Linked DNA regions of Homo sapiens: region 1 is linked to region 2. A link is an interaction called in ENCODE POLR2A ChIA-PET data of the cell type or tissue named here. Cell type or tissue: OCI-LY7. All regions are shown on one strand. Links, peaks and the distances in the headings refer to the core of each region. The heading gives the core; the rest is flanking DNA.

The links. ChIA-PET counts read pairs that join two places held together with the same protein. Peaks named below come from ENCODE experiments on the same cell type or tissue, not always from the same donor. Only the 100,000 strongest peaks of a DNase experiment are listed, where the experiment ranks them.
Region 1: POLR2A ChIA-PET joins it to region 2 with 6 read pairs; 3 of 35 experiments call an interaction of 5 or more read pairs at or near these places.

The regions. Positions count from the first base shown.
Region 1 is chr12:8,575,039-8,580,253 of GRCh38, reverse strand. No RefSeq gene overlaps it. Among named protein-coding and RNA genes, the nearest start is that of AICDA, 35 kb to the left of the region's middle. In OCI-LY7, for the core only: a CTCF peak has its summit at 2,127; DNase peaks (open chromatin) are centred at 693, 1,923 and 2,253; H3K4me3 peaks cover 1,514 bases; H3K27ac peaks cover 2,838 bases.
Region 2 is chr12:8,642,156-8,647,608 of GRCh38, reverse strand. It overlaps MFAP5 (microfibril associated protein 5), which reads left to right. Exons shown (of 10, transcript NM_003480.4): 10 at 1-1,666. Among named protein-coding and RNA genes, the nearest start is that of MFAP5, 18 kb to the left of the region's middle. RefSeq lists enhancers at 2,667-2,726, 2,368-2,890. In OCI-LY7, for the core only: no CTCF peak of the experiment used is centred there; DNase peaks (open chromatin) are centred at 2,528 and 3,058; H3K4me3 peaks cover 2,514 bases; H3K27ac peaks cover 3,829 bases.

The DNA.
Region 1 (5,215 bases), core at 1-5,000, 67 kb after region 2:
CTCTCCATTCAGATACACCCTTCCTGGCTCTTCTAGTCCACAAACCAGCATCCAGCCCCAGTAAAGATGAAAAAAAGAGTAGATACTTGAAGTACTGGCCTTCCTCTGAGTTCTTGGCCGTGTCTAATACTTGATGCAGTGGGAAGGGCATGTGGCCCAAAGACAGGTTCTGGGTACTTGCATACTGTAGTTGAGTGTGCAAGAGATGTGCCTACCTTCTAGTCTATTTAGGTATTCATGTCTGCTTTATTGCTAGTTCTGTAAACTATAGTAACTCATGCATCCACATCCTGGCCCATAAAGACAATCACCAAGTGTTACCAATACCTACAAAATCTGGGGAAAGTAAGGATGTATCTCCTATTGATTTCATAAAAACAGAATCCTGGCAGGAACAGATGGCACACTTTACCTAGGAAACTTGAGAGGTGTTTAATAAAACAATGTTTGCAAAAGTGAAGCTTAAAGGAGCCAAAAAGAAAGAGTGAAGTGTCCTGGGGCTAGCAACAGCTCAGGAGCTGTCCCATTCCTTTGCTTGAGAAGCCTGGGGGAAGGTGTGATTACCAGGATCAGGAGGTGTTGACTGTAGTGAGGGGGCCACCTTGGGAACTTGTCTGAAGTCACATGTCATCAGGGAGATAGGCACAAAGACTGGCTAGCTTGATGCATAGCAAGCTGTTGTAATCTTTGGACCATGAAATCTGCACAGCAGAAGTAACCACCTTTGATTGCTAATAACATCAAATCTGCCCCTAGGGTTTTAAAGTTGTCATGGTCCATGAAATTTGGTTTCTTTTTCCTTCTAATTGAAATCCTGCAGAGGCTTCATGTATCCTTTATCATAGATGAGATCTGGATACGAAATTAAGCCAAAAGAGATAGAGTACATTGAAATCTGTGAATTACGGAAGTTTGCAAAGACATTAACAAAGATCTATGAAGTTGAACCAGTCTTAGGGGAAAAAAATCAATGATAAAATAATAAAATTAGAAGGAACCTGTGGTGATCATCTACTTGTATTACAAACCACCACACTTATTTTTTCCTAAGAAGGTTTCAGTGACTATTTCTAGTAAGATGTGTCACACTGATTCACACAAAGATGAGATTTCATAAATATGTACCACATAATAAATATGGCAGTAACTTATACAGCAATAGAAACCTGAGCTTAAAATTCCATCTTACATTCCAGGATGCCTCAGTTGTTCCATAGTTGTTTTTTTTTTTTTTTTTTTTTTTTTTTTGAGACGGAGTCTCGCTCTGTCACCCAGGCTGGAGTTCAGTGGCCCGATCTCGGCTCACTGCAAGCTCCGCCTCCCAGGTTCACGGCCATTCTCCTGCCTTAGCTTCCCGAGTAGCTGGGACTACAGGCGCTGGCCACCACACCCGGCTAATTTTTTTGTATTTTTAGTAGAGACGGGGTTTCACTGTGTTAACCATGATGGTCTCGATCTCCTGACCTCGTGATCCACCCATCTCGGCCTCCCGAAGTGCTGGGATTACAGGCGTGAGCCACTGCACCTGGCCTGTCCCATAGTTTTAATTTTATGAAGCTACCACGAATCTTTCTTTGACCCCGTGCCAGCGCTCTCATTCAGGCTTCCCTGAACATTGGCAACTATCGGTTATGAAACAGTGATTCCAGATGAACGAGTGTATGAAAGGTTGTAGTGTACGCTGAGAATTTAAGAACCTAAATTTGAGAAACACTGCTTTGGCCAGTTTCAGAAGATGCCAGTTCTCAGCAAGTACAGGGTCTCAGTAAATCTAAGTGATTATCCTTGACACTGGACACAGAAGTAGCACCCTTCTTATTATAGTCTGTAGGAAGTGTAGACTTTCTACAGGCAGATTAAAGTCCAGCATCCAAGTCTGTACACAGATGTGTACATCTGTGTGTTCACTTGCCCTGAGTCCTGGGGACGAGGTAGGTATTCAGGAAATGACTCCAGTTCATCTGTCTCTGGCTTCTATTGTATTTGTTTGCTCTTTAGTAATTAGGCAAGGAGGGAGGATTGTTCAAGCTCAAAGAGCTTATTCTGTTCCAGAAAATTTGTTTTATAATTTAAAGTGAGAAATATATCTTTCATGATGGAGGATCAGATGTTTAAAAATAGTAAATCAGAAAACAAGTCACCACTAGGGTGTCGATTCCAAGTATAGAAAGGATGCATTGCTTTACATTAACTGGCAGAATAGGAGTCCACAGCTTGTTTCCTCCAGGGGATATTTTGAATTGTAAAATCTGAAAAAAAATAGATGTGATATGTAAAGAAAGTTGTAAGAAATGCTCCTTTTGTCACAAAAGACTGCTTCCTCTTTGGTGAGACGGTACAGTGGTGTGACAAGAAACGTAAGCTCTGGAGGCAGAGTGGCTTAAAACTTAGTAGCTATATTCCCTTGGTCAAGTCACTCGAACCTTCTGTGCCTCGGTTTTCTGATCTATAAAGTGAGGATAATAATAGTACTTGCTTGGTGCGGCAGCTGTTAAGATCATATGAGTTCACACATATGAACACTTAGTACCTGGCACATGGTGAGGACCCTATATGTGTTTTCTGTTTTTATTATTTCTACCATCTGACTCAGTACATATAATCAAGTATATATAAAATTTATTGTTCCTGTTTGTTTAGAAGTCTACCTCCACTAATTATACTGAGAGTTCCTTGTAGGAATAAGCACTTAGGGTATATTTGGCGGAATAAACAATCTATAACTTTGCTGCTCAGGAAGAAAAAGATAGGATTAGAGACATAGCTCTGGAATAATAAATAATAACAGCGATCATTTATTGAATACTTATAATATGCCAAGCAGTTCTAAATGCTTCACATGTATTATCTCATTCAATTTTCATAACAACCCTGATGATGACTTTATTATGCTCATTTTGTAGAGGAAGACAACTGGTACACAGACAGGTGAAGTAACTGCCCAAGGTCACACAAGCAGGATGCCACAGAGCTAGAATTTGAGCGGCCCTGTGGCTCCCATCTGCACTCAAAGATGTCATCATATTATCATAATATTGATGTTTTATAGGGTGGGCTGATATTCAGCCAGTACAACAGAGTGTGACGTTGTCTATTTGGTTGATACCCTGTTCTGATTTAGTTGGTGCTTGGATGATATCAGTTGTTAAATAAATTATGACTATTACTCCTGATTATAGGTTGAAGCTGTGAAAATAAATGAACTCTCCTGGGAAGTGTATTTATGAGTAAACTAATATTTAAGCACCAAGAAAGCAAAGATAGTGTTTTTTTCCCTTCCATATTCTCAGTTCCTAGAAAAGACTGTTTTTACTCAATCTATTGAATGAATGAATGATTAACAGAGGATAACCTTGTAAAACATCTCTATTTAGGGCTGGACAGAGTAAAAGAAGCCTAGAGAAGAAAAATAAGAAGACAAGATAGAGGACAATATATGTTATGCATGTCAAGGAGTTTTAAGAATAATGTGGGCCAGGCGTGGTGGCTCATGTCTGTAATCCCAGCACTTTGGGAGGTAAGGCAGGCGGATCACCTGAGGTTAGGAATTCAAGACCAGCCTGGCCAACATAGTGAAACCCCGTCTCTATTAAAAATACAAAATTAGCAGGGAATAGTGGTGCATGCCTGTAATCCCAGCTACTTGGGAGGCTGAGGCAGGAGAATCTTTTGAACCTAGAAGGCGGAGGTTGCAGTGAGCTGAGATCACGCCATTGCACTCCAGCCTGGGTGACAAGAGTGAAACTCCATCTCAAAAAATAAAATAAAATAAAATAAAATAAAAAAGAAAAGAATAGTGTGGTCAAACACGTGGATGCTACAAATAGGTAAAGGAAGATAATGATAGAAAAGAACCCATGAGTGTCCTTAGCAAAGGGTTTCCAAAGGAGTGAGGAGCAGAAGATAAGGACACAGACTAAAGAGTATTACACTATTATTTTTGAGAAACTTGGCAGAGAAGAAAAGAACACATGTGCCAGGCACAGTGGCTCACCCCTGTAATCCCAGCACTTTGGGAGGCTGAGGCAGGCGGATTGCTTGAGCCCAGGAGTTCAAGAACATTCTGGACAACATGGGGGAGACCCTGTCTCTAAAAAAAAAATTTTTTTTAACTAGCTGGGTTTGGTAGTACATTCCTGTGGTCCTAGCTACTCAGGAGGCTGAGGGGGGAGGATCACTTGAGCCCAGGAGGTCGAGGCCACAGTGAACTGTGATCACACCACTGCACTCCAGCCTGGGCAACAGCAAGACTCTCTCAAAAAAACAACAAAACAAAACAATAGAAAAGGACACATGTGAGTACCACATACCTGGAGAATAGAAGGAAGATGATCTTTTTTATCTGGTTTTTAAAGTTCCATTAGTGACAGTTTGAAAATTCTAATAGATCTTAGGAACCCCACAAAATTATTCTAAAGTTAATCTGATAGAAGAAACATGTGGAACACAAAAAAAATTCTGTAACAGAAGACCAATGATGGGGCTTACCTTTTAGTTACTTGGCCTCCTCATTTCTGTGTTTCTCCTCTACCTCAGCTGGGACTCCGTTGGTCACACACTTGCATTGTTACCAATTGTAACTACTTTGCTTTCAAAATAGTTAATCCATCCTGTGTCTGACAATAACATACTTTTTTTTTTTTTTGAGACGGAGTCTTGCTCTGTTTCCCAGGCTGGAGTGCAGTGGCATGATCTTGGCTCACTGCAACCTCCACTTCCTGGGTTCAAGTGATTCTCCTGCCTCAGCCGCCCGAGTAGCTGGGATTACAGGTGTGTGCCATTGTGCCCGGCTAATGTTTTGTATTTTTAGTAGAGACGGAGTTTCACCATGTTAGCCAGGATGGTCTTGAACTCCTGACCTCGTAATCTGCCCGCCTCAACCTCCCAAAATGTTGGGATTACTGTTGTGAGACACCATGACCAGCCTCTAATAACATACTATTCTTTAGCTTGTTTGTTTAAGCACACACACTCCACTTATTTGATGACCTTATCAAGATGGCTGCTTCATTACCTTTCTGGCTTTTCCCAGCCCACCTTTCTCCATTTTCCTTCTTATCCAGCTCAGAGACTCCTTCCTACCCGAAGCTGCTTTCCTGTCAGTCTTTGCATTGATTCCACCTGCCAAAATTCTAAACCTGGTTAGCCCTAACCATCAGTATTCTCCATGCCTGCACCTGAGCAGCTGAGCACTAGAGACAGTCAAACAACAGAT
Region 2 (5,453 bases), core at 1-5,000:
ATTTTGCTGGCTTGCCCGAAAATTTGCCTGGCAAGTCTTCCTTATAAGACACATCATGGTAAGTTTTGTAGTCCTGTAAGATTCTGCAACACAGTCAAGAATTATACAATCCTACTAGCAATATATAAGGACCCAAAATGTCTTCTGCTAAGCTCAGAGGCTGGGGCTAAAGCATGAGGACTATGCCAGCTATAGAACTTGGACTCATAATTCGCTATCCAATTTTTCATGCAGTTGTCTAGTCGGGAAGTAAGGTTGGAAACTAAGTCTCATTTACTGATTCGTTTATGGGTAGTACCGGGATGAACCCACCACCACAAAGCAAATTAGACAACTTAATGTGAAATCATACCATTGGTTGACGTTTCCTTGAGTTGCTACTTCGTTCATCTTCACAACTTAACAAGTGCACGGTCGAATTATTGTGCAAGTGGCTTTTGGATATCCTGATTGGGGCCTAAGAAGGGCATTCAGACTTGAATTTTAATAGGCAGACAGAAAGTTTGCCTAATAGTTAATACGAAAGAGTGAAAGAAACACAATATTCAGACAACCCACATTCTTATCCTGGCTCTAGCAGTAACCACGTAGCCTTGGATAAGCCATTTTCCTTCATTAGGTCCTGGTTTAATTTCCTCATCTTTAAAATGAGAAGGTTAAATTTATCTTAGTACTGCTGGGCGCAGTGGCTCATGCCTGTAATCTGAGCACTTTGGGAAGCTGAGGCGGGTGGATCACTTGAGGTCAGAAATTTGAGACGAGCCTGGCCAACATGGTGAAACCCCATCTCTACTAAAAATACAAAAATTAGCTGGGCGTGGTGGCACGTGCCTGTAATCCCAGCTACTCGGGAGGCTGAGGCAGGAGAATCAATTGAACCTGGGAGGCAGAGGTTGCAGTGAGCCGAGATGGCGCCATTGCACTCCAGCCTGGGTGACAAAAGCAAAAGTCCATCTTAAGAAATATATATATATATTATATATATTCTTAGTTCTAAGATTTCCTTTAATTCTATGATTCTCTGGATTTAAATGCATTATTCATATTTCTTGAAGCTTAGATACAGTCTAATTCATAGCAACCATATCTGCTTTATCCTAGGTGAGGGTAGCAGTCCACAATGGAATAGAAGAAAATCCCATTATAACAAATGACAAATTATATATCATGAATCCTTCTGTCTGACTAACTCAATAACTTTCTATAAAAGCCAATGGAATTCAAATAGGAGCTAGGAGACAACAAGTTATATATGACAGTGGAGGTTGTATTCCTTTTATATTGCTGAGAAAACTAGTTAAATGATCAGATTCTTGCTGTTAAGAAACAATTTCGTTTAATGGGATCTGTACAACTGATTTTAAAAAAATGCTACAAAAAGCCCCAAAGCATATAATCTCTACTCCTTACAGTCTCTAGAATTAAATGTACTCATTTAGACAACATATTAAATGCATATTTTAGCCACTTTAGAGAAACCTCATAGGCACAGAGTTTCCAAGATTAATTTTAAGAATATCTTCACGAACTTGACCCTCCTACTCCACATTGCAACATTTCCATCAGACAGCATTTCAATTCCAGTATTATGTATATTGCAAATTAAACATTTTAAAATATTTTTTTCCAATTTATTTCTCAAAATAAAATGTCTTTTGTTCTGGTTCTTTTTCTCTTCTATGTTTACGAAAAAGGCCTGAATTTATGAACTTTTATTCCACTTTAAAAAATGTGTATCAGCCGGGCGTGGTGGCTCACGCCTGTAATCCCAGCACTTTTGGAGGCTGAGGTGGGCGGATCACCTGAGGTCAGGAGTTTGAGACCAGCCTGGCCAACATGATAAAACCCTGTCTCTAAGAAAGATACAAAAAAATTACCCAGGCATGGTGGCGGGTGCCTGTAATCCCAGCTACTCGGGAGGCTGAGGCAAGAGAATCGCTTGAATCAGGGAGGTGGAGGTTGCAATGAGCCAAGATCATGCCACTGCACTCCAGCCTGGGCAACAACAGTGAAATTCCGTCTCAAAAAATAAAAGAAGATTCAGAAGAAAGTTTTTACTCATTAAGGTGTTAATATATTTTTTTTCCTGGTGAGCCCAAATGACAACCTTGCTAAGCAATGGCTTTCAATGAAAAGCCATTTTTTAAACCAAAATAATGGATCTTTAATGTTAGAATTAAAGAATTTGGTAAAAATATCAGTAGATATTGAATGCCCTCCTGGTATCCTGAATAGATAGCAGCCTCATCTACCTATTCATAAAGATTCACTTTTATTTTCCCTTCTCTAATTGAGTTGATTCTACTCTGAGGCTTTTTCCATATTCCATGCTTACGATTCAAGAAAATTCTACTTTCTCCTCAAATGAACACATTCTGGAAATTTGAGTGTGTCTTCTACTCACTAAATACAGTTCTATGCACACTCAGTATTGTTTTGACTCATGGCAGAGAGTGCAAACCGCAGCTGGTTTCCCAATTTCTGAGTCTTACTTTGATGACATATACAGCAGTATATGTTGCTAGACACAAGCTCCTCCCTTCTCTGCTTCAGGGTACTTGTGGCCAAAGTTAGATGTTTAACTAACCACTTTACACCTGGTGAGAAGGCACAAACAACCTCTAAGATCCCTCTTCCTTTTGTACTGAAGCAGCTGTAACACAATGAAGAAGGAAAACAATCCTAAAAGAAGTGGGAACAAAGATGGCACCAGACCAGGGGATAGCCAGATGAGAGAGTGACAACAGGCTGACACCAGGGTTGGGGAGCCAGGAAGCTAAAAGATGGAAACTGTCAAATTCCAAATTCAAAGGGAATTTGAGAAGTGGGGAAGGGGTCCTGGGGGATCTGGAAACTTAGGGTAAAACAGAAAGACATCAGGAGCACAGTGGAGGAGAGGCAGGACTGTCCTTGTAGCTTTGTCAGCTCAGGGAGGCCTTACTTAATAAAGCAATACTCTGATAAAAACGGAAGCCCTTGTATCTTTGAGCATTTTCACCAACCAAACATCAGGGAAAGTGACTTGTTAAGACTGCGGTAAGGAGAGGAACAGGTGGCCACAGTTTTGTTTTCTTTCTTTCTTTCTTTCTTTCTTTTTTTCTCTAAAAACCAGTCAAGCAGACCCAGAAGCAGCAGTCAGACGACAAATTCTGGGCAGAACCCAAGATGGAAAAAGCAAATGTTTATATAAATAGAGGTGCAGAGCCCACAGCTTCCTGTTGACAAATCGAACTTCACTTTACCTCAAACCCTCATTTTTTTTTAATAGCTGATAATGATTTGGTGTTATTTTTCAACTTGTCCAATCACTTAGAGTAAGGTTCTAGTTTATTCCTAACCCTTGGGTCTTGCAGTTCTTTTCTCTACCTCTGGTATTTTTCCCTTTCCTCTCCCTTTTCCTTTCTCCTGGGTACTTACCTGGCTATACATCTGTACTGTGTAGCTTTATGGAGTGTTTGGTTAAATTTATGTAACAATCCATAGGTATTCAAGATGATCTCATAAATTTGTGGGAGATCCACCTTGTCTTCCCTCCTCCACCAGACAAACAAACAAACAAAAACCCCAAACCAAACCAGAATAGATAAGTTTTGAGCAAGTATAAGGAAATTCATTTTATGGAAAATAATCTGTATTATATTGAAGAGATTGATGGGTGTTAAGGTATCAACTGCATCACTGTATACCATTTCCTAATATGTGGTTCTGTCCCAAATGATCAAAAACAAGGAGTTATAATGAAGGGTAATGAGAATTGTACAAAGAAACATTTCTTCCATTTGTATAAACCTCTATAAATCCATCTATTCTTGAAAATGGATGAGATTTTAGGGGAATGGGGAATGAAGTAGTAGTAACACAAATAAGCAGGCCAGGCGCGGTGGCTCACACCTGTAATCCCAGCACTTTGGGAAGGTGAGGCAGGCAGATCACCTGAGGTCAGAAGTTTGAAACCAGCCTGGCCAACATGGCGAAACCCCATCTCTACTAGAAACACAAAAATCAGCCGGACGTAGTAGCAGTAATTTCTCTCTTGTCATGTAGAAACTAAAAAAAATTATTACATCATTGATATATGGGATGTCTAGATCCCCAAATCAACATGGTTCTAGGTACAATAAAAGTGACACTTGGCCGGGCGCGGTGGCTCACGCTTGTAATCCCAGCACTTTGGGAGGCCGAGGCGGGTGGATCACGAGGTCAGGAGATCGAGACCACGGTGAAACCCCGTCTCTACTAAAATTAAAAAAAAATTAGCCCGGCGTGGTGGCGGGCGCCTGTAGTCCCAGCTACTCGGAGAGGCTGAGGCAGGAGAACGGCGTGAACCCGGGAGGCGGAGCTTGCAGTGAGCCGAGATGGCGCCACTGCATCCAGCCTGGGTGACAGAGCGAGACTCCGTCTCAAAAAAAAAAAAAAAAAAAAAAAAAGTGACACTTATCCTGTTCATTTTAATTTCAAATAATTGGTCTTTGTTTCAGTGCCAGTCCAGACTTGGCACTCACTAGTGGTATGATGCCAAGCAAGTAGCTTCTCAGCTGTAAATTGGTGGCAACATACCTGCCTTAGGGGTGGTTCTGTGAATTAACAAGATTATGTGTTCAAAGGTTTAGTAAGACTATTAATTAAGACTTATTAACTATTAAGTATTAGCTATTAACTATTAAGTATTATTAACTATTAACTATTAAGTAAGACTTATTAATTAATTAATAAGACTATAGGATTTTTTTTTTTCTACTTAAGCTGATTGGTTTCTGTTAAACTGTTCTTGAGTAGGTTGGCTTTTCCATTCTTTCCCTTGTAACGAAACAGATGAATCTTGCTGGCTAGCCAATGAGTAGGAAACTTGCAAAAAATGTGCAATACCAGAGATACTAGTTTCTCTACTGTTTAAAGTGTGTTTAAATGTACCTTTTTTTTTTCCTCATACAGATGGGGGTCTGGCTATGTTGCCCAGACTAGTCTTGAACTCCCAGCCTCAAGTGATTCTCCCACCTCGGCCTCCCAAAGTGTTGAGATCACAAGAATGAGCCGCTGTTCCTGGTCCTAATTTAAATGTAATTAAAATTTTTTTTTTGGCCAGACTCAGTAGCTCACATCTGTAATCCCAACGCTTTGGGAGACCAAGGCAGGAGTTCAAGACTAGCCTGAGAAACATAGCAAGACTGTCTCTACAGAAAATTAAAATACTAGCCAGGCATGGTAGCTGCCCCTGTAGTCCCAGCTACTGGGTATGCTGAGGCAGGAGGATTGCTTGAGCCCACGAGGCCGAGGTTACAGTGAGCTATGATGGTATCACTGTACAACAGCCTGGGTGACAGAGTGAGATCCTGTCTGTAAAACAATTTTTTAAAAGTAAAACTTTTTTAAAAGTGGAATTATTCCAAATGTGGTCTTTGGAACTCTAGGACAGCATTGTTATGGTTTGAATGTTTGTCCCCTCCCAAACTCAT